2 separate regions of the Homo sapiens genome follow, and region 2 is linked to region 1. A link is a loop called in an ENCODE intact Hi-C map of the cell type or tissue named here. Cell type or tissue: gastrocnemius medialis. All regions are shown on one strand.

Region 1 (5,000 bases):
CTCTCAAAAGCTAAAAAACAAAAAAACAAAAAAACGGCTTAAGTAGCTAAAAGCTATTTTTCTGAGTCAGAGCTGCTTATTAAGTAACCATGATGAGGCCATATGTGGTAGCTCTTGCCTATAATCTCAGTGTTTTGGGAAGCCAAGGTGGGAGGACCACTTAATGCTAGGAGTTTGAGACCAGCCTAGGCAACATAGCAAGATCTAGTCTCTACATTTTTTTTTTTTAATTAGGCAGGTGTGTTGGTGCTTGCCTGCAGTCTTAGCTAATTAGGAGGCTGAGGCAGGAGGATCTCTTGAACTCAGGAGTTTGAGGTTATACTAAGCTATGATCACACCAGGGCACTTCACCTTGTCTAACAGAGTGAGACCCTGTCTCTATTTAAAAATGCAAAAAAAGTAACTATGATTCCCCTAAATACAATTAAAAATATTTGCCTATTGTGGTATTGTAATTATCAAGCGTCTTACAGATATTCCAAATAAAAAAACTAATCAGAAGACCCTGCAATTCTCATATATTTCTGTGTATTTGATCAGTTTATACAATGAAATTAAATAAGTTATTTGGCAATCAAAATCAAGAAAAACGGTGTATAAATAGGAAATTATTTTATCTGAAAGCTGTCACTACTTGGTTTCTTCTCTTTGTACTTGAAAAGATGAGCCAAAGTTCTGGTTTATAACAAAATGTTAATAGTTTTCATTGTCAGTGATTTATAAAGACCTACAGTCTATACCCTAGGCTAACTTATAAGTGCTGGACTGTTTATTTGAATGGAAACAACATATAGTCAATTTAGCCATAAAATGTGCGTGCGTACGTGTTCGGTATAAACTGAGCAATAGCTTTGCGATAAATAGAGGCATAATCTAGGCTGTGATTGTAGTGGAGGGTCCTAAGTTCAAGACCCATTTCAGATACAAAACACAGAGGCAATCTGACCCATTTCACAAATGAAAATAGGATTTAGGTAAGTGACACAAAGTCAGTGCGGAGGACTTTAAATTGGCCCTCTTTCTAAACATAGCTGTATCTTTAGCCGTATAAGGTACAGTTAAACCATGAAGATGACTTCCCTCTTGTGGAATGTCTGCTGACTTTTCACTGTTATTCTTTAATCGTCATTTGTGTTGCAAAGATTCTTCCCTTCTAAGTGCCAGGATCATAAGCGATTTTCCTACTGGTTGAGAGGGAGTTGATTCTCAAGAAATATTAAAATTCTCTGCTGGGCCCGGCGCGATGGCTCACGCCTGTAATCCCAGCATTTTGGGAGGCCGAGGCGGGAGGATCACGAGGTCAGGAGATCGAGACCATTCTGGCTAACACGGTGAAACCCCGTCTCCACTAAAAAATAAAAAAAAATAAAAAAAAAAAAAAATTAGCCGGCCGTGGTTGCAGGCGCCTGTAGTCCCAGCTACTCGGGAGGCTGAGGCAGCAGAATGGTGTGAACCTGGGAGGCGGAGCTTGCAGTGAGCCAAGATCGCGACACTGCCCTCCAGCCTGGGGGATAGAGCGAGACTCCGTCTCAAAAATAAATAAATAAATAAAAATAAAAATTCTCTGCTGGGGCCAAGAGAAATGCAAGACCTAGGGTCTTTTTTGGTCACACACCTCTTTCCAGAAATCCAGGGGAGCTTTATTGGTTCTTTGATTTTTAACTGTCATCATCCCTAAGGATCTTTGGGAAGCAGGCTCTGCTTGGACACCAAAGGCTTTCAGTCAAAACTTCCTTTGTGTAGTGGAATGAATTTTAAGTGATAAGGAGGGTTGTATCAAGAATAGAAATAGGTTATTTGTTTGGATAGAATGTATTTAGGGATTTTACACAAAGCTAAAAAAGGTAAAACCTGTACACACTCTCAAAGGTTAAACATCAGCAATGAGGGCAAAAAACTACTGAGGGTGGGTAGGTAAAGACTTACAATATTGCGTTTCATCACATTTTCATCTCATAGACTGAAGGACAGTTTCAGCATAAGAGCTAGATGGCTGATTTTACTAATAGCAGCATATTCAAATTCCTCAGCAAGTTCTGAATATAGTCTGGTACATGGTTTTTCTTTTTGTTCTTCTTCTTATGTATTTATTTTTTTTTTACAAGGTCTCACTCTGTGACCCAGGCTGGGATGCAGTGGCATAATCTTTTAGTCCACTGCAGCCTCAGTGTCCTGGATTCGAGTGATCCTCCTGCCTCAGCCTCCAGAGTAGCTGGGACTACAGGCACATGGCACCATGCTTGGCTAATATTTTTTAAATTTTTGGTAGAGATGGGTCTCACTATGTTGTCCAGTCTGAACTCAAACTCCTGGCCTTAAGCAATCCTCCCTCCTCCACCTCCCAAAATGTTGGGATTACAGGTGTGAGCCACTGTGCCAGGTACTCATATATGTTTTGTTAAAAGAATACATTGGAGAAATTTCTGTTCTGAATTACAACTTTACTGCCTCGACCCAAGAATATGTTAACGTATTACAGAAAAGAAGTCCATATAAAGATAAACCTCTTTCATAAAGAAATAATTTGTGAATGTTCCACAGAGTTAATGGCCTGAAATTTACCCTCAGTTAGTAATTCTATTTTCATATACGAAGTCATTTAATAGTTAAAACAAGCTTTGGGGGGTGGCTCATTATAGCAGAGGTAAAAATTCTACTCCAATACATAAGAGTACAAATCTTCTTTAAGGAAGATTTCTTAAGATAGTTTTAATAATTAGTTCTTAGTTTAACTTGAATCATCTGTGTTCAGATAAATTAAATATCTCTTTCATTGAATTATTCTATAATCTAGAGTTTTGTGAATTCAATGTGACCTCCATTTGTCAATTATTTCATTACTAAAAGTATGCAGATTTTTTTAAAGTCAAAAGCACTTTTTAATTTGTTAACATATGTTGGTATCCTAAGTGGTAACTCTTTGTAACCCAAGGAATGTGTCAACTCTTTAATTCATATCCAGCCAGCCCTCAAAAGTTTAATTAAAACACTTTATAGGATATGATTAAGACATCTTCAGATCGTGCCTTTGCAGAAACTGAGGTGACCCATATATTTTACTACTATTAAATCACCACAGAAAATTCTATGTTATTATTTTATTCTAGTAAAAGTTAAATTAAAACTTACCTTATTTAATTTCTGGTTCCATAATAATTTTTTAAATCATTCCAATTAATCACCTTCTCAGTATCTTCATCAAGAGAGTCTGCATGAGTTCACATGTTTACTTGACTTTGTCAACTAAAGCCTACTGTTATACCGTCATTTGAAAGCAATTCAAAATACATTTTTCCTTCATTGCCAAAATTTCATTAATGGACAAGAAGGAAATAAGTCAAATAGCATTAAATAATAGGTTATTTGTTTCGCATGTATTTGGCAAGGGTTTGTGAAGCTGTATTTCATACATTAAAAATTAAGAATGCAATAACATTTTTCTCTAAAAGACATCTAGGTAGTTCTTGGAAAGGGATTTCTCCTTTCACCTCAAATTTACCAAAGTCTTTCAACAGTATTGAAAAAAGAATAGCCTTTTCTTGTCAATGAAATGAATCATCTAAAGTTCAACAGAATGTCCTGGAAAGGCATTGGTTATTTTTACTTATATGGGAATGTAATACATGCCACAGGTATTCAGGGGTTTTATTTAACTCGTTTTCAAGTAGATAAAAAAAAAAATCACCTAAGTTGTACCAGACATCCATTTCTCCACTCAAGGTCCTCACTTCTACAATTGTTTGTCCCAGAAAATCATCTGACTCCTTTTTGAAATGTTGCTTGACTCTGGATTTAATATCATCATCTTCATCCCATACTCTGACTTTGATTCGATCTGTGGAGTTATGACACTCACTGAAAATAAATGTGGATAAGTTAACAACAATTGAAAACTGCTCTAAATTCCATTTGATGTTAGTACTTTATTTTCTATCTATTCTAGAAAGGCATAATATACTACATAATAAATGAGATAACCCATTTCATCTATCCATGGGATGTTGCAGGCACATAATGCAACTATACTGAAGAAAAGCTAAATAATGTTAATAAGGGAAAATCAAATCCCATTCCATCCTATTTCCTTTAACTGATTTAGATATAATCAAATATGGGTAAGAAATCTTTGCTTGTGATATTTTCACTTATGCCATATTTCCTATTGACAATAGTTATCTTGATAAAAATATCCATGCTTGGAAAATTCTTCACCATAAAAATAAAGCTAATTTTATTGCAATGGGTGTTGAGAATGTGGACTTCACAGACTACAAAATGACAATAATAGTTTTCTGAAGGACTTGAAAAACTAAAAATCCCAGTAAGCACATAAGATATTATTAAATCAAGTAGAATTAGAGCAAAATCCTTCTGATTTAAAGAACAAACTGTGCATTCTAGTCCATCGTTAATTTCCAGGTTTTCTTCACCCTCTTTTGTTGAGGCAAGCTACTTAGTATTGCCTACACATATTATGGTCTTTTCTGACACTGTGGTTTTTGTATACACTCTTCCCTAGGCTTCTTTGCCTGTTAACCAATCAATCTTTAGGAATCTGCAAGTAAACTGATGTATATCACTTTTCCTGCAACTTATTGAACCATTTAGTTGCAATCAACTCTTTGCTTTCTGTGTATCCTGTACATGATTTCCTCTAGCACAGGTGCTTTATCTCAGGGTTCATGGATGAGTTCTGAGCATTCTTGAACTTGGATTAAAATACATATATTATATATGTATATACACACACACATATAAGGAGAATATACATATTATATATGCATTATCTATATAATCTATATAGATAGATATAGATATCTATCTCTATATATAATCTATATATTATCTATAATTAATATAGATATATGTATAAAACATATTTTATAATATATAGAGAGAGGAAGAGATCATCTTTATATTTTCAATTATGAATATAGGCAACAAACCACAGCAGCATTTTTGTCATCAATACAACCACAGATACTTACATATAACATTCT
Region 2 (5,000 bases), 330 kb after region 1:
AAATAAATAAATAAATAAGGGAAAAAAAAGAAAGTGCACTGAAAGGACATAAATAAATTCAACATTTAAATATTATTTGGATTCTGATTAAAAGGAGAGAGCTCTTTGTGAGATAATTGTAAATTTAAACATCCAAATTGATATTCAGTATTAGAGAATCATTGTGAATATATGAAGTAATTGTACTGAAGGCTGTGTTTAAAAAGAGTTCAAATGTTTAAGGGTAAAATGATATGATGTATGAGATTTGAAATTAATACGAGCTGAGGAGGGGAAGAGAGGGTTATAAATGATTGAAGGGTCATGGGTTGATAATCACTGAAACCAGTTGATAGGCACGTAAGTGTTCATTATAATAATTTGCCTACTTTTTACATTAAAAATTTTACATAATAAAACATAGTTCACATCGTCTTATGCCTAATACATTGTGAAGGAACCAGTTATTTTGTGCTGTGTTGCCTGTGTGAGTGTAATGCACCAAATGTTTCTAAACTATTATAAATAAAAACTTGTTTTGGACTTATTAGTATAATCAGAGAAGAAAACTTATAGAATCATTAACATTGTTTTTCTGAACAATTGTATTTTCTTACCTAAAAGATGTGTATCTTGGGGCAGGCTATGTCTTGTTAGTATACATGTAATGTACATGTATGACTGTGGCTAACGTGGCTTCGAGATGTGCTACCTCTTCCCTCCAGCGACACTAGCTGCTGTCAGATCCTCCAAAGTGCCAAAAGATTCTAAATTGTCTTGTGTGTTTTCAAATCTTCATCTGGCTTTAGATGACATGCTATTTTTAAAACATTACTTGGAGTGTTTTTTAAATGTGGCATTTCATATATCATCTTTAATAGTCTTTGTTTCATGGATAGATTTCTGGCTCGGGTAGGTACTAAGGCCTGTTTTATTTAGATGTGTATTTAAATACCACAGAAGAATACCTGAACATCTCTTTAGAATTTATTAGGTTGGTGCAAAAGTAATTGCAGTTTTTGCCATTACAACCTAATATTTCACCTTATAGAGGTATATTACATGTCCTTAGAGTATAGAAAAATATTGGCTACCCAGTAATTATTTGAAGAAAGACCATTTTATCTACTTTTGGTTGACACCCATAGGGATAGCTCTGTGCAAGTAGCTGTAAAAATATAGTGTTTGTACTAAGTGTAATTCTTAGATTTAAGAGCCTACTTCCATACAGTATTCAGGATTTAGGGAGACAGATCAATCATACCAACTCTTTTCAGCAAGTAGATGAACATCTCTGCAAAATTGTTAATTCTCTTTCAAACCCACTTAGTCAAGCTGTTTGATTTAGTAGCCCCTGCATACACCATTTAGAATGAAAAGGTAGATATAGTTCTTCCCATGAGATTTGTCAGTACTCCTACTCTGTAAAGATGTTGGTCCTTACTGATTTTATTTCCTAAAATTGTAACCCATTTTTGCTTCTAGAATCACATCTTTCATGTTTCAAGCTGGAAAAAAAAAATGGGTAAAGACCATTTCTTTCCAGACAGATGGGCCTGTTTGTGATTTGCCAAATTCCAAAATATGTGTTCTTCCCCAAATCCTGCCAGAAAGAACTTGGGTGCTAAAATAGATGTAGAAAATCCCTCTATCCTGACACAATTGCTTGACTAAATTATGTTTCTGGATATAAAACCATCCAGCCTGTTTTATTTCCATTTCCATGTGCAGCACTCAATTCCCCTGATAATTTCTTAGTCATTTTAAGTTTGTGAACCATGAATGTCAGCCATTGGTTCCTCACTCTTGTAGGTTTCACCTCTTCTTAATGAAATATGCATGTCTTCCTTGAGCATCTCATCCTTCAGTTCTGCAGACTCATCTTTAACAAGCCTTCCCAAATCCACTCTTAGCAGGGCTCCTCTTATACACATTATTATTATTTTTCAGTGTCTACTGTTTCCCAGGATTTGTACTGAGAATTAACGATAGATAATACTTATCAGAATTTCACCCTGTGGCTGATACTGAGCTAAATCCTTTACACGTGTATTGTCCCATATGGGTATCTCAACAACACAATGAGGCAGGTACCCTTTTCATCTCTATTTTACTAATGAGGAAACTGAAGCTCAGAGAAGTCAAGAAATTTGCTTCAGGTCACACAACTTCCAAGGGTTCAAACCCAGGCAGGCTTGATTTATTTCAAAGCTTAATGAATTTCATTGTGACAGTCTGTCTTCCCTAAACCTGAAAATGTTTTTATAACAAAAGTCTCAGTATAAGTTTGGTAGGCTGTGAAGACAGAAGTTGAGGGTCTTCATGTAACAGAAACCTTTTAAAATAAGGCCCCCAAAATAATTGTGTGAGTGTAAGTGGGGGAGAGTTTGCCTCTATAAACCATAATGTAAACCTCAGCCTTTCTTATGGCTAATGCTCGCCCTCTGCTGGCGTGTCTAATTTGTGCCCAGCTGAAGGGTCATTAAAACATACCCTACCTTCTGTAGTTTAAATTTAGGACAGCAGAATCAGCTTCCTGACCTCTGTAAGGTAATGTGAAAAAATCATGCAGTCGAGAAAGCTACATAAATATTCTCTATTATGATTTCTTTGCAGGTGGGCATAACTTGGCACCTTTGATTTCTAAGCAGTCTGAATTTTATCATGTACAAAGGATGACAGATGAACTCTTATTAGTTATTCCCTTCAGGTGGTTCTGATGAGGGCAGTGAAGGGAAGGCTCACAGTGTAACCAAGGAGAGAATTAATTAGAGCAGAGGCTTACCTCTGTGATTCTATTTATGTCTGAAGAAAAAGAAAGTCACTAAAAACCATGGCATTTGCTCCAGTCTATTCCTCTCTTCTCTTTAATAATGCAGTATTCATTTTTGCAGCCAGTTATCTGATGAGCATGGCAATGCTTAAATGGAACAGTCAGCATCTTATAAGTTTGTCTCTTTCTTGAGACAGGTGGACTGTCACTGTTTGGTACAGCATCTATTAGGGCTAAGGGAATCATATTTTTTCTATTGATATGATTATGCAATCAGCCATGTGTGCTGCAAGAACAGGGGTGGAACTGGAATATAATAAGTACACACACATACTCACACATGAAAATAAAATAATTTCAAATAATATACTTGAAAGAAATCATAACCGTATAATGAGAGTGAATATCAAAATATTTACTCAAATATCACCAGTATTTGAAAATAATAATATCTAAACATGGTTAGCAAATTAGTGTATTTAAGTCTGTGCTGACTCTTCTATTTCACATATAATGATTTATATATTTGTCTGATATTTTCATTAAAGTTATTAGCATGAAAAATGATATTCTGTAAGCCAGCAAAATGCTTAGCAGTGTCAGATATTAAATAGGCAGTAGAGTTTAAACAAAATACAAGCAGGAATCAGGAATCTGAGATTATATTATAGCTATCATCAATGTCATGGATTAAAAATAATGCAAACAATTTGATAGTACACAAGCCTCAAATTTCATGCTATTTGATGGAGATAGAGAGGAGCTATCTCTTAAAGAAAACATAACGCATTAACTCAGTAACTCCTAAAATTTGATAATAAAATCAGAAGTGAAGAAATGAAGAAAGACATTAAAGATAAGAAAGAAGAATAAGTGAAGAGTAGAGAAGGAGTTTGTAATTTCTCTGCCTTCTTTTTCCCCCAAATTTTTGACACTAAGAAGTAGGTTTGTAGATTTCTCATGCTGATGTGCCATTTACAATGCAGGTTATTCTGCTACTGTACATATTTGTATTTGGTGAATTATCTCATATGTGTGTGGTAAATAGGAAACCAGTTACAAGGCTTTTCAGGAATGTCTGTGTTGTTACAGCAGTAATATTATTCAATGGCTAAAAACTACTTTTTTCCTGGCATGGACATATATTAACCAATTTAACATGCTCTCAGCAACCTCATTTTTTCTGTTTTACTGTTAGGGAGATGAAGGCTTAGAGAGGTCACACAGTAAGAAAATCAAGATTCAAACAGTTTCTAAACTGTTAACCACTCTATGCTGCCCTTGCTGATTCTAGCCCGCTCTTAACCACTGTGCACCATGCATCCAAGGCCCCACTGACAAAAGAATCATAATGACAGTGTGTACATTCATCCCTCCTCATGAAGACAAATTAAGGGCAGTGTCTTTCAGACAAAAGATCTAGAACACCAGCTTCTGTAGCCCTCTTTGCAAACAAAGTAACTTCCTGAGAGGTGAAGCAATTCAGAGAGGAGGGCTGCCCCAGCAGAGTCCCCCAGCAAAGGAATAAGAGCACCAAGGCTCAGGGGCTTCATGGTCCGGTGCTGTGCCAGTGGGCAAGCCTTGGGAGAAACAGATATCCCCCTGCTGGGCCATGCTGTATTGGCTGGAGTGCCCCCAGAGAGCTCCGGAAATTGTTCACTGACTACTGGCTGCAGCAAAACCTCAGGGATGAAGGAAAGCATAAGGATGGAAAACCTAGGAACCATCAAAAAATAGGCAGTTGCTCAAAAGTTGAATTTTGCCCCTCTATCCATTTTAGGTGCAGGAATACACACATACACACAAACATATACAAACACACATACACAGAGCAAACAATTTTGAGACTTTTTAAAAAGAAGTTTATAACTCATCCATTACCTAAGAATAATTTATAATACTTCATTATATTTTGTGTCTGTGATATATAAAATCAGGAAAGCTATGTGGTGGGGGACAGTAACTTAATATGTGCATAGTTGGGATGAGGGTAACAAGTTGGCTGCAGAGAAGATGGGAGTATCTATCACATGTAACTTGATTAGATGCTAGGATTTATTGACATGGATATGAAAGGACTGACTATAAAAACTGATAAAACTGACCAAATGATGCTCCACCCTCCAAAAGCACTCTACTTTGGGATCTAGGTTGTCAGAGTGGTTAGTTACTATTTAATGAGTCCTCTGGGTCATTTCCAGATCACATTCTTACTTTGTGTTGTGTGTTCATAGAAATTCCAAATAAT

The links. Hi-C counts contacts between places; a loop is a spot of excess contacts. Peaks named below come from ENCODE experiments on the same cell type or tissue, not always from the same donor. Only the 100,000 strongest peaks of a DNase experiment are listed, where the experiment ranks them.
Region 2: it touches region 1 in a loop (4-fold over the local background); 4 of 110 quality-filtered maps call a loop at or near these places.

Annotation. Positions count from the first base shown.
Region 1 is chr15:54,292,750-54,297,749 of GRCh38, reverse strand. UNC13C (unc-13 homolog C) reads right to left here. Exons shown (of 33, transcript NM_001080534.3): 11 at 3,686-3,855. Among named protein-coding and RNA genes, the nearest start is that of UNC13C, 320 kb to the right of the region's middle. In gastrocnemius medialis, no CTCF peak of the experiment used is centred here; no DNase peak of the experiment used is centred here.
Region 2 is chr15:53,960,558-53,965,557 of GRCh38, reverse strand. It overlaps a transcript of UNC13C not described here. Among named protein-coding and RNA genes, the nearest start is that of UNC13C, 15 kb to the left of the region's middle. In gastrocnemius medialis, a CTCF peak has its summit at 2,420 (motif pointing left); no DNase peak of the experiment used is centred here.